3 separate regions of the Homo sapiens genome follow, and all the other regions are linked to region 3. The links are chromatin loops, found by intact Hi-C in ENCODE. Cell type or tissue: OCI-LY7. All regions are shown on one strand. Each heading gives the region's core, and the rest is flanking DNA. Links, peaks and the distances in the headings are about the cores only. Region 1 overlaps RNASET2 (ribonuclease T2). Region 2 overlaps CEP43 (centrosomal protein 43). Region 3 holds the start of LOC112267970 (a long non-coding RNA gene).

The links. A loop is a pair of places that touch in the nucleus more often than their neighbours do. Peaks named below come from ENCODE experiments on the same cell type or tissue, not always from the same donor. Only the 100,000 strongest peaks of a DNase experiment are listed, where the experiment ranks them.
Region 1: a loop joins it to region 3, with 3 times the contacts of the local background. A loop is called at or near these places in 6 of 110 quality-filtered maps.
Region 2: it touches region 3 in a loop (2.9-fold over the local background); 7 of 110 quality-filtered maps call a loop at or near these places.

The regions. Positions count from the first base shown.
Region 1 is chr6:166,950,420-166,952,919 of GRCh38, reverse strand. It overlaps RNASET2 (ribonuclease T2), which reads left to right. Exons shown (of 9, transcript NM_003730.6): 2 at 372-432. Among named protein-coding and RNA genes, the nearest start is that of RNASET2, 4.9 kb to the left of the region's middle. RefSeq lists enhancers at 1,320-2,005, 1,479-2,398. In OCI-LY7, for the core only: CTCF peaks have their summits at 1,163 and 1,366 (motif pointing right); DNase peaks (open chromatin) are centred at 149, 1,529 and 2,459; H3K4me3 peaks cover 2,419 bases; H3K27ac peaks cover 2,500 bases.
Region 2 is chr6:167,043,445-167,048,979 of GRCh38, reverse strand. It overlaps CEP43 (centrosomal protein 43), which reads right to left. Exons shown (of 13, transcript NM_007045.4): 13 at 1-5,535. Among named protein-coding and RNA genes, the nearest start is that of CEP43, 47 kb to the right of the region's middle. RefSeq lists enhancers at 1,025-1,104, 1,205-1,354. In OCI-LY7, for the core only: CTCF peaks have their summits at 1,890, 2,736 and 2,936; DNase peaks (open chromatin) are centred at 2,339 and 2,939; H3K4me3 peaks cover 908 bases; H3K27ac peaks cover 998 bases.
Region 3 is chr6:167,139,424-167,144,958 of GRCh38, reverse strand. LOC112267970 (a long non-coding RNA gene) reads left to right here and starts at 3,608. Exons shown (of 2, transcript XR_002956379.2): 1 at 3,608-3,932; 2 at 4,424-5,535. RefSeq lists enhancers at 374-1,302, 1,303-2,231. In OCI-LY7, for the core only: CTCF peaks have their summits at 2,380 and 2,600 (motif pointing right); a DNase peak (open chromatin) is centred at 2,598.

The sequences.
Region 1 (2,500 bases), core at 1-2,500, 190 kb after region 3:
ATCGTGGGTCTGCATTTCTCTTGAGCATCCTTAGGAGAAAGGTGCTTCGTGGCTCAGTGGCTTCCCTTCAGTGAGGCCCTCCCTGGCTGCACTCCTAGCTTGCCCTGCCTCCGCTTCCCCTCCTCTCCCCTCCTCCCCTTATCCTATTCATGTTCTCCGCCACTCAGCACTGGACGCCACCACACGTGCCTTCTTAGTGTAGGGGTGTACCGCCTTCCTCACGGGAGTGTGTGCAGCAGCAGGGCAGGCAGTGTTCCTCCTCCCACAGCACTCAGTGCTGAATGAATGATTGAAGGGATGGATGGGTGGATGAATTTTTTCTGTAACTTTAAAAAAAGTTCTTGAAAAATAAGTTTCTTATGTTTTAACAGTGACAACCATGAGTGGAAAAAACTAATTATGGTTCAGCACTGGCCTGAGACAGTATGCGAGGTGAGTGTTTCTGCCTTGACGGGCCCTGGGGCCTGGGGAGCCCTGTGAAGAGGGGTTTGTGTGCACGTGCCCGTCCAGGGCACCCACGCTGCTGGTGCGGGAGGTAGGCATCGCTCTGGCGGGTGGGCGGTGTCTCCTGCAGAGACTGCCTCCAGGAGGGCTGTGTGTGAGCTTCCCAGGGCTGCTGTAACAAAAGTGCCACAAGCTGGGTGGCTGAGAGCCTCAGGAATTTATTCTCACGGTCCTGGAAGGGGAAGTTTCAACCTAGGGGTCAGAAGGGTTGGTTCCTCCTGGAAGGCTCTGAGAGAGTTTGTTCTGTTTCTCTGCTAGCTTCTAGTAAGGACCCGTGGTCCTCTGCGTTCCTGGGCTGACCCATCACCCCAATCTCTGCCTTCTCCTTCACGGTGTGTTCTCCACTTTGTGTCTCTCTGTCTCTTCTGATGAGGACACCAGTAATTGGATTTAGGGCCCACCCTAATCTGGTATCACCTTTTCTTGATGACATCTGCAAAGACCCTGTGTCCATGTAGGGTCATGTTCACAGATGGGAGGAGGGGTTAGGACAGGGATATATCTTCTGGGAGGACACGGTTCAACCCACAGCAAGCCTCAGTTTGTCTCCTCCCTCTGTGGGCGGCAAGCCACCCAGGTGCCAAGGCAAGAGACCGAGGGCATAAGCTGTTCCAGTATAATAAAGAAAATATATAAAATGAGAACAGTTATACTAGAAATAGATTATAGATATGATGATATATGAATATTATTAATCATCAGTTTGTAGCATTGCTCTTTATTCCAATATTATAATAATCCTTGCTCTACAATTACAGCCTAGGAAAAACCAGGCCATACAGAGATAGGAGCTGAAGGGGCACGGTGAGAAGTGACCAGAAGACAAGTGTGAGCCTCTGTCACGCCCGGACAGGGCCACTAGAGGGCTCTTTGGTCTAGTGGTAACACCAGTGCCTGGGAAGGCAACCATTACTTAGCTGACCTCGGTCTAGTGGTAGCGTCAGTGCCTAGGGAAGGCACCCGTTACTCAGCAGACTGGGAAAGGGAGTTAGAGCAGACTCTGCTTCACCATACCTCTTGTGGATAGGCCTCATATCAGTCAGGCCTGCCCACAGCCATCTGGAGGCCTAACCATCTCCCCGTGATGCTGTGCTTCAGCAGTCACACTGCTGTTTCACTTTCATGTTCCACCCAGTACACCTGGCTCTGCCTTCTAGATAGCAGTAGCAGAATTAGTGAAAGTACTAAAAGTCTTTGAAATGCATAGAAGAAATAATGGCGTAAGCTGGCCTCTCTCTCTCTCCGCCTCCGCTGCCATACAGGGAAGGGCCCTCTGTCCAGTGGACACGTGACTCACGTGACCTTATCAGTCATTGGAGATGACTCACACTCCTTACCCTGCCCCTTTTGCCTTGTATCCAATAAACAACAGTGCAGCCAGGCATTCGGGGCCACTACTGGTCTCCGCGTCTTGGTGGTAGTGGTCCCCTGGGCCCAGCTGTCTTTTCTTCTGTCTCTTTGTCTTGTGTCTTTATTTCTACAATCTCTCGTCTCCACACGAGGAGAAAAACCCACAGTCCCTGTAGGGCTGGTCCCTACATCCCTCCATGTATTGGACATTTTATTAACATGTCCTGTGAGTGAAGAGGACCCAAGAGCTTCCCTGCCTCCTTTGCTGTGCTTGGCACCCATGGCACTCACGGCCCTCCGGGCTGGCCCCTCATCATCTGGCTGCGTTTTGCTCCATGCCCACATCCCTTCAGTGCGTCAGTGTCCAGGCCCTTCTCATTGGAGCACCCAGAGCCAGGACACTGCCTGGATCTGCACCTCAGGGCGTACCCTGCTCGGTGTGTCAAGCTGACCCTGGTGTGCATTGCACACTTCTCAAGTGTTTGACCGTGTTGCTGAGCTAGCACCACATTCTGTCAGGAGCACGCAGGCTTTATGTTTTGCCTCTAGCACTGAGTGGTAGTGACTTTCGCTTCTACTTCCTCACTGATTTTTCTGATGACAAACGAAAATGAAATTTTGCTTATCTGGCTCAAATTATGCTCTT
Region 2 (5,535 bases), core at 1,786-4,285, 96 kb after region 3:
TTCTTGAGAGGTTTTAAGGGTTTCATCAGTCTTTACAATCCCTTTTTTAAAATGTCATGAAAGTACTAGAATTGTCACATTTCTGGAAACCTTTTTCAAGTTCTTTTTCCACATATGAGTTTAGAGGCTATTTCACACTTTCAGTGACTAAGAACATTTAGTGATGTACATGCTCTTTCAATGACATTCATTAACCAATTTTTCATTAATGTCATCATAATGGCATATTACAGTTTTATGTTATTTACATCAATATTTTGTGTCAAATCAGTAATAATTTGAATATTTTTACCATGTATTTGCATGGTGTCTTCCCCTTCAGTAATTGCACTGTCAAATCATAGAAGAGCTCCTCATGATCTCTGGGCAACATGGAATTTATGAATCACTGTTTTGATATAATTTGAAAGATAGTTTGTTACAATTAGTTCTTTTTTTTGAGATAGGGTCTTACTCTGTCACCCAGGCTGTAGTGCAGTGATGCAATCTCAGTTCACTGCAGACTCGACCTCCCCGGCTCAAGCAAACCTCCTGCAATCCTCCTGCCTCAGCCTCCCGAGTAGCTGGGACCACAGGCATGTGCCATCATGCCTAGCTAATCTTTGCATTTTTTTGTAGAGACAGGGTTTCACCGTATTGCCCAGAATGGTCTCAAACTCCTGAGCTCAAATGATCCTCCTGCATCAGTTTCCTCAATAGCTAGGACTACAGGCACAGGCCATGATGCCTAGCTAATTTTTATATTTTTTGTAGAGATAGGGGTCTTACTATGTTGCCCAGGCTAGTCTCACAAACTCCTGAGCTCAAGCAATCTGCCCGCCTTGGTCTCCGTAAGTGCTGGGATTACAGGTGTGAGCCACCACGCCTGCCTACAATTCAGTTTTAATGTCCAGATGATTTCTAACGTTGGATCACTCATCTTTATCATGCAGATATCTAAAAGCAGAGCTAAATAAAGATGCTCATCGTGTGAGTTAAAGCTTGTCTGTTATTCCTAGGCACCACAGTCTGTGGTATACTAAGAATTGTTGTTTTTCTAGTCTCATAATTCTCTTGTGAACGAAATGAAAATGCAGGTTTTCGTGAAAATCCTTTTCAGTGTAAACACTTACGGCATCCACCGTGAGGTTCCTCTGAGTGGTAGTGGAGTCAAGACCAGAAATCCATGGTTTCTGATTCTGTGTCTCATGTTCTTACCACATACCGCTAACAGGGATATGAGAAAAAAGCTGCCAGGTCATAAAAATACATCACAGTAGCTCGGCGCGGGGCGAGAGCTTTGAGGAGGAAGTGACATCTGAATTAGGTTTTGAAAGGGGAACAGACATTCATCAGAAACTGAACAATCATCCGAGAAGTATTCTCTCTTCTCCTTACTCTCAACATCTAGTTAAGACACTAAGTCCTGTGAATCTTACCTTCTTAATAAAAATAGTATTTACTGAGTACTAGTGACTTGCCAAGAACAATGCTAAGCTCTCTGTGGGCATTACTTAAGACCAGGGCAGCCCTGTAAGGGAAGGAAGTATTTAATCCCCTTTACAGATGAGAAAACTGAGAATACTGATATTAAATAACTTGCCCAACATCACTCAGCCAAGTTGCCCATCCAGGCTTCTAGCCACTGTAGTGGAGTTGCATGATTTACATTCAATTACTCTGCTTTTCCGTTTTCCTGCACGTGCCTGCTGCCCCGACAGCACCTCCCTGTCAGTAGGGGACCCCTCCTGTCTAGGGTGGCCTGTGCTCCTCCCTCGTGATTCTATGAAGGCTGCCAATCATGGGCAGACCCCATCAGCCCATCAGTTTTTCAGGTCCCAATGTTCAAATTTCGCATTGAACATCCCCTCTCTGAAGAAGGTTTGCTCACACCTTTACATCCCCATGCAGAGCACACAGGCATTCTCCCAGCCAGGTTTCCACGTGGACATTGCAGGCAGCGCCCCCTATTCAGCACATGCTGGAGAGCCAAGTGCTTCCATGGTCCCCACTCCTAGGGGTCACAGATTGGGCTCCCCAGGAAGTGGACTCTGACCCCCAGAGATTGAGTTTCCTGCCAGGAGTTTATCAAAAGTGCCCCAGAAATCAACGCCTGCTGGAAGCTAGAATTGCAAGAGTAACTTGCCAGGCAAGCTCTCAGGGAGCTCTGGAGCCAGAATGGACTCAGGCTGAGAGGGCCGGGCCTCTTACCCTGAGGCAGAATGGTCGTTGGATGGAGCCCCCTGAGAGGGCCTGGCCTTGGTGACATAGGTCTCTACAGTGGAGGCCATCCCTGGAGAGGCCATGAGAATGCCCACAGCAGCCAACAAAGCCCTTCACTGAAAAGGGATGTGGTGGCACATCACAGGATGGGGCCACCTCTGCATCTGCAGGTGGAGTGGACAGAAGAAATCAGCCAACTGCTTGTTGAAATGTACGGAGTGTTAATTTGCATAAGCAGTTCTAATTTAGAAATTAGGCTAAGAAATTCCATTTCCAAGCCTGTAGTTTAACTCCAGAAACACACCTTCTGCCAGAACTTACTACAAAGAGGTTTAGGTTTGCAGGAACAAATGGCTTTCTTCATTCTTTCCCTTCCTTCCTTCCTCCTTCCATTTTTCCCTTCCTCCATTCCATTTTCCTTCCCTTTCTTCCTTTCTCCTTCTCTCCCTCCCTCCCTTCCTTCCTTCCTCTTTCTTTCTTTCTAGTGTGATGGATATTTTCTTGGAAATGTGTGTTAAGTTGGGGTAGATCAAATAAGTGAACCCTGCAATAAATCATGACAAATAAAAATATTGGAGAATGTAATTCACGCTCAGATATGATCTGCCATATATACCTAACCTCTATAAATGTAATTAATATATAATTAATATATTGACACATAATAGTGTATGTTAAAATGTAAAGAGAAAACTAGAGGGAAACGTGAAGTTCCAACACTTACCGGCAGGGAGAGCACTGCCCCTTGGTGGAGCAATGCCCGCAGCAGGGATGAACCCATGAGAGCTGCTAGAAAAGGCCTGGCACTGGGGCAGTAGGGGTGCTGGGGCAGGAGAGGCGCATGGGCAGTAGGGGTGCTGGGGCAGGAGGGGATGTGCAGGATGAAGCATGCTTCATTCATTAAAAATTTTCCTTTCAGAAAGCTACTAGTGCTTTAGAAACCACAAAGGATTTCAAACAAAGTATGATTAAGAGGTATATCCAATAGTCTGGCAACTTACAAAACATGCCAAAATCGTTTTTTCGTTGTTGTTGTTGTTTTTGAGACGGAGTCTCGCTCTGTCACCCAGGCTGGAGTGCAGGGGCGTGATCTGGGCTCACTGCAAGCTCCGCCTCCTGGGTTCACGCCATTCTCCTGCCTCAGCCTCCCGAGTAGCTGGGACTGCAGGCACCCACCATCGCACCCAGCTCATTTTTTTTCTGTATTTTTAGTAGAGATGGGTTTTCACCATGTTAGCCAGGATGGTCTCGATCTCCTGACCTCGTGATCCGCCTGCCTCGGCCTCCCAAAGTGCTGGGATTACAGGCGTGAGCCACCGTGCCCGGCCCAAAATTGGTTTTTAAAGAAAATACAGGGCTGGGTACAGTGGCTCATGCCTGTAATCCCAGCACTTTGGGAGGCTGGGCCGCGGGGGGGGCGGGGAGGGGTGCGGATCACCATAGGTCAGGAGTTCAAGACCAGCCTGGCCAACACGGTGAGATCCCGTGTCTACTAAAAATACAAAAAAAATTCGCCGGGCATGGTGAAACACATCTGTAATCCCAGCTACTCAGGAGGCTGAGGCAGGAGAATCGCTTGAACCTGGGAGGCAGAGGTTGCAGTGAGCCGAGCTAGTACCACTGCACTCCAGCCTGGGCGACAGTGACTCAGTCTCAAAAAAAAAAAAGGAAAAAAAAAATACAAGTGTCTGAAAATTTAACATTTATGGAAAAAAAGTTTCATCATCAAATCTGATGATTCTACAAACTACCAAAAACAAACCTCCAGCTAAAACCGCAGAATGACTGGCCTCCTGCATGCCACTGTCCACGCTCCTCCATGCAGTACCTCCTGCCTCCACCCGGCCCACTAAGCTCAGGCCCCAGGCATGCCCTCTCCTCTTCCCCGGTTCTTGGGAAGCCGGTCTGGTGTGCAGAGGGCAAACCTTGCCCAGTGCTGCTGTTAAACTAAGAGGCAGAGAAGTGGCCAAGCACAGCATGTGCTAGAAGCGGGGCAGGAGTTGGGAGCCCGGCCCCTCCTCCCAGGGCTGTAGCAGAGCACACGTTTCTGCAGGCAGGGCCACAACGCAAAGTCGGATGACACGAGGGGCCAGCTCGACCTTACCTTGTTCGGGGGTTCATTTTCTAAGGGCAGCAAGATTCATTTTTAAAAACATGTATCAGGGAATAAATTTCACATTCAAAAACGCTGTCCCTCCTACCTCAGAGGCCTTGCTGTTTCCTTCTGTCTGCCACTCTCATTCACCCGGTGCACACCCAGGTTTCCTTGAACCTGAGGACACTTTTCCAATCTGACTTCCTCGGGGAAACTTTGTCAGCCTGGAGGTCCTCTGGCCAAGTCTCCTGGCGCATCTTGTCATCTTGGTCTTCTTGCTAAACATAAAGATTTCTTTGAAATTGCCTTTGAGCTTACTGATTTTGAGTCATCCCATTATTCAGCCCTGCTACTGAATTATCTTAGGCCAACAATTTTTTAGTCAAAAATCATTTTTATTATAACCTCTTTCATATAGCCTCTTTTAGATTCAAATGTTACCTCAAATCTCGGAGTGGCATAATCAGGTTTGTCTTAATCCATTCAGGTTCCTAAAGTACCTTGGACTGGATAATTTATAAAGAATGGAAGTGTAGGGCTCACAGCTCAGATGGCTTAAGTCCAAGATCAAGGTACCGGCAGGTTCACCATCTGGGAGGGCCTGTTTCCTCATAGGCAACACCTCCTCACTGTGTCCTCACACGCTGGAAGGGGCAAAGCAGCTCTCCCGGGCCTCCTATAAGGGCGCTAATGATCTCATCAACTTCCAGAGGCCCTACCTAATTCCATCCTATGTGGGATTAGGTTTCGACATACACATTTTGGGGGACACATTCAGTCCTTCACAGGTTTTTGTTCTTGAATTATCTCGTTTCCTGATTACATTTTCTTCAAGATCAGTTCTTTGTTCATCTGTCTTTCATGACATACATTCACTTTCCTTAAATGTCAGATGCTTGTTGAACGTGTGGAACTCTGAACGCAGCATTAGGACAACTCACAAAGGTAGCTGCCCTGGATTTCCTCCCCAAACACGTCCCTTCCTAGAGCAGGAAGACTAGGCCGGGCACCGTGACTCACACCTGTATTCCCAGCACTTTGGGAGGCTGAGGCGGGTGGATCACCTGAGGTCAGGAGTTTGAGACCAGCCTGGCCAACATGGTGAAATCCCGTCTCTACAAAAAAATTATAAAAATTAGCTGGGCATGGTGGCAGGCACCTGTAATCTCAGCTACTTGGGAGGCTGAGGCAGGAGAATCACTTGAACCCAGAAGGCAGGGGTTGCAGTGAGCCGAGGT
Region 3 (5,535 bases), core at 1,274-3,773:
AGCCTTTTCTTTACCTGCATAATAACTGCATGTAGGTCTTGAGTGCATGACTCCTTATGACACAATGCATCCCTAACTCTGCTTCACCTCCATTGGGGACACAGGCTATGGAAAGTAAGATGCACAGGACAAATCCATGAACAGGCAGATAGGTGAGTGTATGTGAAGCAAGGAGGCCAAGAAGAGGGTGCAGCATTGGCAGGAGGGTCCACATGTACAACCTTGCAGGGTGAGCCCACCTGATCCACGCCGAGGAGCCAGAGATGAGTGCCAGGTAGAGGCGGCTGTCCCAGGGCAGGGAAGACATGACCTAGGGAAGAAGGGGCACAGCCATGGGGCCGGACTTGCAGCAGGAAGGGAAGAAGATGGAGGAGAGGGGCAATGAGGACTGCACGGGGTCAGGCCTGGCAGGGTCCTTGAGGAAGATCTAGAGTTGAGATGCACATGCTGGTGCCATCGGCCTGTGTGCCGTCCTGAAGTCCAGGGGAGATAGGGTGGCCTGGGGAGAGGATGCAGGGAGAGGAGAAAGAGAAACCCCACCTGGCGTCAGGAGCACCACTGCATGTCAGGGTCAAATAAAGTTGGAGGGGCCAAAGTGAGGCAGAGATGGAGCTGCCCACCTGAGAGGGAGGAGAGCAAAGCCCACTGCCCGGGCCCTGGAGAAGGGCTCGTGCTACCTGCAGGAGGCAGCTGAGAGGCGTCTGCTGCATTGGCTGCATAGGGCACAGGGCAGCCTTCTTGAAGACAGCTTGGTGGGATGGGGGCAGGGGCCAAACTCCAGGGGCTCCAGAGTGAATGGGAGCATTGGAAACAGGCAGAAGACCAGGTGGAGAGAGGGCAGAATACGGAAGTGGGGTTTGGGATTTGCATCCATCTCACTTTCCTCTTTACTATTTGATGGGAACAATCTTCCACTTGACCCACGGCAGGCCCAGGGCAGGGGTGTGGGTGTGCAGCACCGCTAGGGAGTGGAGTTTAGGACAATCAACAGGCACAGCCCAGGCCAGGTCCACCTTTGCTGGGGAGGGTGGCTTCCACCTTTGAAACTGGCGACAAAGGGTTGGGGGAGAGCCAATGCCCTGGGCCCTGGAACTGGCCACAGAAGATGGCAGAGCCCCTGCAACACCACATCTCCTGAGCAAAGCTTCCACCAAGGCTGATGGGCACACGTGAGTGGGGAGGAAGGAGGGCGGGTGGAAGGACCTCAGCCAGAGCCATGGAGAGTCAGGCCTGGGGACAGCTCAGAACGATGGCCCATGCCTCGGATGAGTAAATCATGAAACAAAATTCAATGTAGGTTGACTCAAACCCAACAGAAGTTCATTTCTTGCTCACACAGTAGCACCAGGCACATGGAGGGTCAGTGTATTCAGGTTCTGCTGTTTCCAGCAGCTGTTTCCAAGGTCTCCTGTGCCTGCTCCCTCCGGCCTTCAGGAGAAAGCGAGTGGTTTTGTGCACCAGACCTGGAAATGATGCGTTTCACCTGTGTTCAGGCATCTCCAGCCAGACCTCAGTCCCATGCCCCACAGAGTCCCCAGGGGCTGCACAAGGTGGCTCAGCCATGGACCCAGGAGGCAAGGGTGGTGGGCAGCTGCCCACACCACAGAATAGATGCTCTGTAGCTGGTTAGAGTGAGCGGCGAGCAGAGCAAACAGCTAACGGGAGAGATCTCAGAGCACGAGCTCTCCCCTGGTTGCACCCCCAGCCCCGCCGCCAGCCACGTTGTCTCTATCACATTCCCTGGAGAAAAGTAAGTAAGGAGGCCCAGAAGGCTGAAGGACAGGGCCAGGGGGCTGGTTCTCAGAGGGCACCCCTGGCCACGGCCTCTCATGCATCCGTGTGAGATGGTGTCAAGTCAGGTCTGCAGAGGACTAGAGGGACAGGGGTCCTGAGAAGGCTTTTCCTAAGGAGAGGCTGCCTCCAGGCAGCACCACCTCTCCTGCCCCACCTGGACACCTGGGGGCCCAAAGGCAGCAAGGACCACCATGAAAGCCAGCTCGCCCAGGGTCACACACACTCCTCTGCCATCCTAGTGCACAATCAGATGTGCCGTGATTCACAAAGGTGGAAAAGGGAGGTTGCCTGGAATGTTTATTTACCTTTCTCCTTAATTTTGGACTTGCATAATGAATTCTTGGTGAGTAGAGATTACATCATTTTACATATCTTCTTTTTATTAACTTAATATCCTAAAAGTCATTCTACATTATCTGCCATAAAAATATATAGATGCTGTATTTCCTGATTTATACATATATTTATTCTGCTATGTATATGTTCACATAGCAAAAAAATAAAATAAAATAAAAAGGAAAGAGCCAATCTACTATTGTGAATGTTAAAAGCAACAAGGAGAAAAATGAACAGCAGCAATAGTGCAGTGATATTTTTCTGAAGATTTTACGCCACGGGTGCAAGAAGATAGTATAAGATTGTATTAATTTCACATACTTATTATCCAAAATAAACTGTAGAGTTTCCCCGCTAAGACATACATGTGACATTTGTCCTTTGACACGTTGCAGAATTAGGGCAACAGCCGGGAAGGTGAGCGTCTCCAGGAGCAGGTGCAGGCGCTGGGAGGCGGCTCGCGCACCAGAGGGCAGCAGCGCCCTGTCCAGGGCAGAGGCACCCCTGGAAGGCTCAGGAGCTCGGCTCCTGGTGAAGCCAGGACTTTAGGAATCGCATTTGCTCCCCACTGGCGTGAAGAGAAGTGCTAGCTCATCTATTTACATTCTAGGTTCAGAAAGGGGACCCCAAAATGTTATGTGACATCCAAGAATCCAGTTCATCTTTCAATGTTAGGCAGAAAAATGAAACCTTATTCAAATGTTAACACTAATTCTAAATACAGTATTCTGAACATTTAGATGGACCGGCTGTGGGCACTGTGGTAATTATTAGTGGGCTACAGGAGAAGAGGCCCCTGTGTACAGGGCGCATCCCAGGTGACCCTAGACTTGCTGCACAGGGCCAGCCATATCTCCTGAGTGGCCTTGGCCTAGTGGGCTGCCTCGGCTACCGCTTACCTACAGCTGGGGAGATGCAGACCCTCCCCTCTGGTTAAAGAGAGGAGTCCGGCTGCCTCCCCTCCATGAAAGTGGTTTTCTCAGTATCTCTCCCCCTTCTTACATGGTGTGTTTGTGATTACTGCGTGCACATGGACACACGGCCACCCGCTGAAGAGCATCCCAGACTTTCTTTCACCTGGCTGTAACCATGTGACTAAGTGAAGGCTCCCACCTTGGGAGCAGAAATGATTTCCACAGCTTTCCAGTTGTGTCTTTAAGGCCACCTGCTTCCCGCATCCTGCTTCTTGTTGTCTAGAATGGAAATGGGCTGGAAGGAGGTACAACAGCTCCCTTGTGCTGAGGACAGCCTCGAGGTGAGGAGAACAGCACTCTGCCCATCATTCCTGACTGTCCACCTGGACTCTCAATGAAGAGAGGAATCAGCCAAGAAGTAGAAAATAAATCGTTCCTGCCTTAGCTCTTATATGGATTTACCTAAATAAGGCATCAGGAATATCATGCTATTGGCAAATGCAACACAAGGAAGAAGATTGCAGCTGTGCATACTGAGTCATAAGCATGAAATCAGGTCACAGCAAACCACCCTGAGCTCTGCAAACACACCAGAGCGAGGGGCCTTCGTCCGAATGCTGCAGCCTCTTTATTCTGTGAGATCACAAAGACTGAGTGCATCAGATTCTCAGAGCAGCCAGCGGAATGTAGAATGCAGACCACCCCAAGCTCTGCAAACATGCCAGAGCGAGGGTGGCCTTCATCCGAATGCTGCAGCCTCTTTATTCCGTGAAATCCCTGAGCACAAAGACCATGAACATGTCAGGTTCTCCACACAGCAGCCAGCAGAATGTAGAATGCATCAGGGCAGCTGTGCTGTGAGGCTGCAATGACTCAAATCATCTAATGGTAAATGTAAAATGCCACCTCCTTCTGTGTCCTACAGGAGAATGTGCCCCAAGAATGAGATTAAGACAACAGAGAGCCCCGCTGAAGTCATGAGCCTTGAATGCTCTGTTTATACAAATAGGGGGCAGAATAGGGCCTGGCCTCCCCTGGGCTATCACAGCTGCTTTCTGCTGCCACAGCTGAGATCACCATCCCTAGGTCCACAGCTGAGAGGGGGATGTCTCTGCTTTGAATATGGAGGCCACTCAGACTTGGGGAAATTCCCCACTTCCCTGTCAGAGAACTGGGAAGGGAGGAGATGCCACACCTCAGGGCAGAGGTCAGGGCAGTAGGTGAACCACTGGGATCAGATACTGAAACTTGCACCACGGGTGGGTGCTGGAGCTCAAGGCTGTGCACGGGTGGGTGCTGGAGCTCAAGGCTGTGCAGGTTAGATAGGCAGGCGTTGTCTCACTGGGGACCACAACCCTTCTCTGTCATCTCTCTGTGAGGTCTGCACCTGAAAAGCCGAAATGGGAATGAATGTTTGGAACATAACTTATTGGAAAGGCGGAAAGTATGTACAAAGAAATTCTCACATGTTTCAGGTTAACTTTAATAGGAAAATATGCCCCACCTTCAGGGAAATAGATGTTAGGGGCTGGATGGTGTCCCCTTAAAATTCATATGTCAAAGTCCCAACCCTCAGTATCTCAGAAAGTTGTGATATTTAGAGACTGGGATTTTAAACCGGTGATTAAGTTAAAAGGGCCTTTTCGGTGGGCTGTAATCCAATCTGACTAGTGTCCTTATAAGAAGCGTCAGCTCACAGAGGAAAAGCCATTTGAGGCCTCAGGAGAAACCAACCCTGCCAACACCTTAACCAGCCTCTAAAAATGTGAGAAATAAATGTGTTGTTTAAGCCACTCAGTCTGTAGTATTTTGTTAGGGCAGCCCCAGCAAACTAATGTCCTAGCAGACTATAGCATGTACACTGCGTTCATTGAGACCACATTCTCTGTACACATATCTCCAGAATGCCTGTAATTTGCACACATCACCACAAGTCTTAAAAGGATTTGAAAATATTGTGTTTTTCTGGCCTCATTTAAAATCCAGTCTGTCTGTCCTGAGAAGCAAATCACGTACAGTTTGCAAGGTAATACTTAAGTACCTAAATGTTGAGATTTACATACAGTAAGATCTCACGTATCCAGAAATAATTGAATACTTGGAGGTTCTAACACATTGCCCCTATTAATAGACAATTCTGACAAGCGCAGATAGCTGATGTCCCCACCAAACATATAGAATAATGTTTGCAATGAGTGGAGAGGAGGACTAACGGCAGACACAGTTAAGGCTCAGGAAGAGACGGCCAGAGCCTGAGAGCAAAAAGATATGGGGAGAATCAATGGGAACCACTGAAGAACAGCCCCTTCTATCTTAATGTCTCCTGAGAGTGTCAGGTTACCATGGCACCTGTTTTGATGCCCAAGACAGCAAGAAAAATGATGTAACCTAATGTACTACATTTAAGAAGAAATAAAGTATGTGGTATATTTTGGAAACATTTTTATACATCTTAGCTAAAATGTTTAAAAGGTTATTGCTTAAATAAGTC